2 separate regions of the Homo sapiens genome follow, and region 1 is linked to region 2. A link is an interaction called in ENCODE POLR2A ChIA-PET data of the cell type or tissue named here. Cell type or tissue: Panc1. All regions are shown on one strand. Each heading gives the region's core, and the rest is flanking DNA. Links, peaks and the distances in the headings are about the cores only.

Region 1 (2,903 bases), core at 135-2,634, 300 kb after region 2:
ACCTCTGCCTCCTGGGTTCAGGTGATTCTCATGCCTCAGCCTCCCGAGTAGCTGGGACTACAGATGCATGCCACCACATCCGGCTAATTTTTGTTTTTTGTTTTTTAATAGAGACAGGGTTTCACCATGTTGGCCAGGATGGCCTTGAACTCCTGACCTCAAGTGATCCGCTCACCTTGGCCTCCCCAAGTGCTGGGATTACAGGCGTGAGCCACCGCGCCAGCCCCAAGGATTTGTTTTAAACTCACTGGAGCCAGGCGTGGTGGCTCACGCCTGTAATCCCAGCACTTTGGGAGGCTGAGGCGGGTGGATCGCCTGAGGTCAGGAGTTCAAGACCAGCCTGACCAACATGGAGAAACCCCACCTCTACTAAAGATAGAAAGTTAGCCGGCCATAGTGGTGCATGCCTATAATCCCAGCTACTCGGGAGGCTGAGACAGGAGAATGGCTTGAACCCTGGAGGCAGAGGTTGCCGTGAGCCAAGATCGCGCCGTTGCACTCCAGCCTGGGCAACAAGAGCGAAACTCCGTCTTAAAAAAACCAAAACCAAAAACAAAAACTAAACTCATTGGAATCATTTACAAATAATATACTCACCCAAATAGCTAGATTAGGGGTCTTAGAGTCTATGAAGCAAACCCTGAGAGTGAAGGTGGGAAGGAAATGTCAGAATTATAAGCAGGATTAACGTAGATTAAAGTTGACAGAATCTGGTTCTTGCTCTGTCCCTTTCCCATGGTGGCCAGCCCCAGCTGCCCAGCTGCTGTTGTCTGTAAGCCAAAGCTCCTGCGTGTTCTCCTTCCAATAGAAAACGACTGTGCGGAACCTCATCCTCCCCGGGCCCAGGGTGTTGGTGCAGCTGCTGAGGGATCTGGTGAGGTAGCCTATGCTCATGTGCCACTGGAGATGCCCGGAGAGTTCCAATGCCCAGGCCATACCAGCAGCTCCCTGGGTGATGTCCCCTTGGACTTAGTTTCACTCTGAAGCTGGGAAGCAATAGCCTACATTTTCAGTTAAATAAAAGCTGGAAATGATGATCTCGTTAGGCCTGCCTCCTGTACTTCATGCTTTGGTGCTCTCCTTCATTTTCCTGCCAGGAAGACTTTCCCAGTGCCTCTTTCTATATGCTTGCATCCCGTTCTCAAGTCTCTGACCAGCGGTTCCACTTTGAAGTCCATCCCACAGAAGTATTAGCTCAAGGCTGCAAAGATACAGGAATGAGAACGCTTGCTGCAACGCTGCTCATAACAGGGAGACCAGGAAAATAACCCAAAGGGCCATTCACACACCAGGTTTTTGAGATGAATGACATCATGAGCAACTCATGAGCATGAGCACCAGGCGTGCCTCACCATCTTGGCTCCTTGTTGATAACGTGTCAGTCCCTAATATCCAGCCTGACTCCAAGGACTGAGATGATGAGTGTGAAAGTACTTTGTAAATTGCAAATGGTTTTGCAAACCTAAGGGATATGATGAATCAACAATGAGCAAAGTCCTTTGAGACCTTTCACAAATAAAGGCATTTTATATATTTAAATCCTTGGCACTCACAAATTTAGCATTTGAGGTTTTGCCAACCTGTGGAGCAACCCCATGGCAATTTGCCATTTAGCTGAGGCATATATTTTCCTCCATCCACAACCTGAGTATCTCAGACGAGGATGAGGAGTGAGTGAATGAAGGAGAAATGTTAAAATATGATTACATTATAGAGTCTTTAAATGCTCATTAAAACATATATTCGTTCAGTATCTTTTATGCTTTCATTAATGTGCCCTAGGCTATTGAGAAAGAAAGAGTAAGACAAAAAGGTGAAAACTAGAAATATTCTATGTAATGGAAAAGACCATAAATATACTCATAAAACAATTAGTGAGCACAGAAATATACAATCAGGTAATCTATAATAATGTACATGTAATAATCTACAACAGATTTTTTCCCTTATTTTGGATTCTGAGAAGTGAGCACTAACATATTGCAAAGGGATTTAATTGCAAATGATTTGTGTAAACCTGGTGCCATAGAAAAACTTCTGGGGTTGAATTTAATTTTATCGCATTTAAATAGAAAAATGCCCACCTGAGAATATGCAGCTGTAATTACGAGGGAGTTTTATTGGTTGTTACTGTGGCATGTGTTTATTTCTCTCCCACTTAACATTCTGGATGGAGGGAGTTCAAGGCTGCTGTGTAGCTCTGCAGTTGTCTGGTTTTCCTGCTCTGCCATCCTTAGGGTATGGCCTTGGTCTGTCCTCATCCTTATGGGCCCCCAGTGAAGCTCTGATCAAGACCTCCTAATTTTGAATGTCCTAGAACTTGAATACACCCCTTCCACTTATGTCACACGGCCACATCTAAACTACATGGTAGGCTGGGAATGAATTTTTTATTCTGGGTAACTGTGTGTCCAATAAAAAGCCCGAGATTTTATAACTCAAGGAAAGGAAGCACAGCTCACAATTGCTGCCACAGGTCAGCCTCTGTCTGTCCATGAGCCAGTTGTTCAGATGGGAGGAAATCTGAATAGAGGAAGAGACAAGTCAGGCAAGAAAGTTGTGACTCAGGGTTTATCTCATCTGCTGGGGAGTTCAAGGGGCAGTTTAATACTGGCTGTATTTTTCGTTTCTCTAAGTAGAAGTTTCATTTAAGTTACTGTGGAATAGGCTGGGCGTGGTGGCTCATGGCTGTAATCCTAGCACTTTGGGAGGCTGAGGTGGGCGGATCACTTGAGCTCAGGAGTTCGAGACCAGCCTGGGCAACATGGCAAAACTCCATCTCTACTAAAAATACAAAAAATTAGCCGGGCATGGTGGTGTGTGCTTGTAGTCCCAACTACTCAGAAGGCCGAGGTGGGAGGATTGCTTGATCCCGGGAGGCAGAGGTTGCAGTGAGCTGAGAT
Region 2 (2,903 bases), core at 234-2,733:
AAGCAACATAATATAAGTAAGTCCAACCCAGTCCTGAGTTTTCCTACAATGACTACTACTATAATGCTGTCTTTCAAATAGCTAACTCTTCCCACTCAGACTCCTCAATCTTTTTCTCCTAATCACTAGTTCAGGCTTCCTATGGGCCAAAAGCTTCAACTTCATCGCTTGAGCTTTGAATTATAAATCCTTGTATGTTTGTGGAAAGGTCTAAGAGTTCCAGTCATGGGAAACAGAGAAACTAAGCTAGGGTCATCAAGGTGGTGCTGAGAGAAGCCAGTGGGATTTGATGTTAACCTTGACGGAGGCTCGAGGAATCCTACAGTCCCAACACCAGCGTCAGAGAAGGGCCCAAGAAGCAGGATTCATCTTAAGCTGAATTTACAAATTAGCTAATGCACACTTTTACTTAATTTGTTATGGTGGCATTTACCTTTGCCAGGCGTCAGCTTGGTCTTCTCATTGACAGGAAGCTCCTTGAGGTCATGTTCTTCATCTGTTTCCCTTCAGCACCTACAGTGATAGGTATTAGCAGAATCCCAGGGCTTCCCAGAACAAAAACTGCTGAGTAAAGGGCAGGTCACAAGTAGCAAGGGCAGTTCCCGTGACTTAGAGAGAAGAGGCTCTGACTCAGAGAAGTAATGCGAGAGGATAGATAAATAGGAAAACCCAGTTAATGTGTTACTTATTAGGCTGGAGCTAGGGTTTGAAAAAGACTGAAGGCACTAAAGAAGATGAGGAGAGGGGAGGTAGGGTGTTTTGAGCTCTAACATTAAATAAATGTTCTAGGTAGTGGGCTCTTAACAAAGATGAAGTTATGAACTCTAGCCACAGACAAACGGTTGAAAGACCCAGTGTGATCAAACTGGTTTCTAATCAGGGTTGCAAAGTGAAGCTCAGACTGGATGCAATTTGCTGAAAGACAGGGACAGCCTGTAGGTTCCTCCTTAGAGCTCCACATCCTCTCTGCACTCAAAGTTCCCCCTTGCTCTAGACAGCCCTCCTGGATGCACTTCACATGGCCTGGAGTGGAAGAGAAAAGAGATTAAAGAAGAAAAGAGAAAAGAGATTAAAGAGGAAAAGAAAGAGAGAGAGAGAGAAAGAGAAAGAGAGAGGAGAGAAAAGAAAGGAAGGAAAGAGGAAAGGGGAAGGGGAGGGAAAGAGGAAAGGGGAAGGGGAGGGAAAGAAGAAAGGGGGAGGGGAGGGAAAGAAGAAAGGGGGAGGGGAGGGGAGGGGGAGGGGAGGAGAAGGGGAGGGGGAGGAGAAGGGGAGGGGGAGGAGAAGGGGAGGGGGAGGAGAAGGGGAGGGGGAGGAGAAGGGGAGGGGGAGGGCGAGGGGAGGGGGAGGGCGAGGGGAGGGGGAGGGTGAGGGGAGGGGGAGGGGGAGGGGAGGGGGAGGGGAGGGGGAGGGGAGGGGGAGGGGAGGGGAGGGGGAGGGGAGGGGGAGGGGAGGGGAGGGGGAGGGGGAGGGGGAGGCAGAGGGGAGGGGGAGGCAGAGGGGAGGGGGAGGCAGAGGGGAGGGGGAGGGAGAGAAGGGGAGGGAAGGAGGAAGGGGGAGGGAAGGAGGGAGGGGGAGGGAAGGAGGGAGGGGGAGAGAGAAAGAGAAGAAGAGAAAAGGAAGAAAAGAAAGGAGGAAAGGAAGGAAGGAGGGAGGTAAGGAGGGAAGGAGGGAGAGAGGGAAGGAAAGAAGGAGGGAGAGAGGGAAGGAAGGAAGGAGGGAAAGAGGGAAGGAGGGAAGGAAAGAGGGAGGGAAGGAAGGAAGGAGGGAGGGATGGAGAGAGGGAAGGAGGGAGGGATGGAGGGAGGGAAGGAAGGAGGGAGGGAAGGAGGGAGGGAAGGAGGGAGGGAAGGAAGGAGGGAAGGAAGGAGGGAAGGAAGGAGGGAAGGAAGGAGGGACGGAAGGAGGGAGGGAGAGAAGGAAGGAGGGAGGGAAGGAAGGAGGGAGGGAAGGAAGGAGGGAGGGATGGATGGAGGGAATGAAGGAGGGAGGGAGGAGGGAGGGAGGAGGGAGGGAGGAGGGAGAGAGAAAGAGAAAAAGAAAGAGAAAGAAGGAAAGAAAGAAAGCCCACACTACTTACTCAAAGCAAGCAAGCAAGCCCCACACTGCTTATTCACAGGAAGGAAGGAAGGAGTGAAGGAAGGAGGGAGGGAGGGAGGGAAGGAAGGAAGGAAGGAAGGAAGGAAGGAAGGAAGGAAGGAAGGAAGGAAGGAAGGAAGGCAGGCAGGCAGGCAGGCAGGCAGGCAGGCAGGCAGGCAGGCAGGCAGGCAGGCCCACACTGCTTATTCACAAAATGCAGAGGAAACTTCTGAATCTTCTCAGGTGAGATAATCTTAATTTGCTACTCTCTCTCTACTCACATTCCCAAGGCCAGTCATTTGCCAAATTGTAAAGGCGGCCTTATTTCCTCACTCCAGTCTTTGGGTGGTGCTCTGCTTCCTGCCAAGACCAGCTGCCTGCTCACAGCTGCCCCTGCTGCTGCTCAGCACCACGGAAGCAAAGGGCAGCCACGGCCATGCTTGTTCTATCTCCTGTCTCCACAAACTCACCAAAATAGACTTGTCTTCACTGTGGTGTCACAAGCTCCTTGAGGGCAGGGATCATGTCTGACTCAGCTGTGTCTTTCCCACAGCGGCTAGCACAAGAACTTGCAGACGGTAGTGTCGAAGCAAAGAGTCAAACTCTGTAAAATATTTGAAGAGATTTATTCTGAGCCAAATATGAGCAACCATGGCCCGTGACACAGCCCTCAGGAGGTCCAGAGAACATGTACCCAAGGTGGTTGGGGCACAGCTTGATTTTATACATTTTAGAGAGGCATGAGACATCAATCAAATACATTTAAGAAATAATTGGTTTGGTCCAGAAAGACGGGACAACTCAAAGGGGGTGGGGGATGGTAGGGG

Evidence for each region. Peaks named below come from ENCODE experiments on the same cell type or tissue, not always from the same donor. Only the 100,000 strongest peaks of a DNase experiment are listed, where the experiment ranks them.
Region 1: POLR2A ChIA-PET joins it to region 2 with 8 read pairs; 2 of 35 experiments call an interaction of 5 or more read pairs at or near these places.

What each region holds. Positions count from the first base shown.
Region 1 is chr15:59,305,258-59,308,160 of GRCh38, reverse strand. All of the region lies in intron 1 of MYO1E (myosin IE), which reads left to right. Among named protein-coding and RNA genes, the nearest start is that of MYO1E, 66 kb to the left of the region's middle. In Panc1, for the core only: no CTCF peak of the experiment used is centred there; no DNase peak of the experiment used is centred there; H3K27ac peaks cover 1,799 bases.
Region 2 is chr15:59,609,512-59,612,414 of GRCh38, reverse strand. It overlaps GCNT3 (glucosaminyl (N-acetyl) transferase 3, mucin type), which reads right to left and starts at 632. Exons shown (of 3, transcript NM_004751.3): 1 at 434-632. In Panc1, for the core only: no CTCF peak of the experiment used is centred there; no DNase peak of the experiment used is centred there.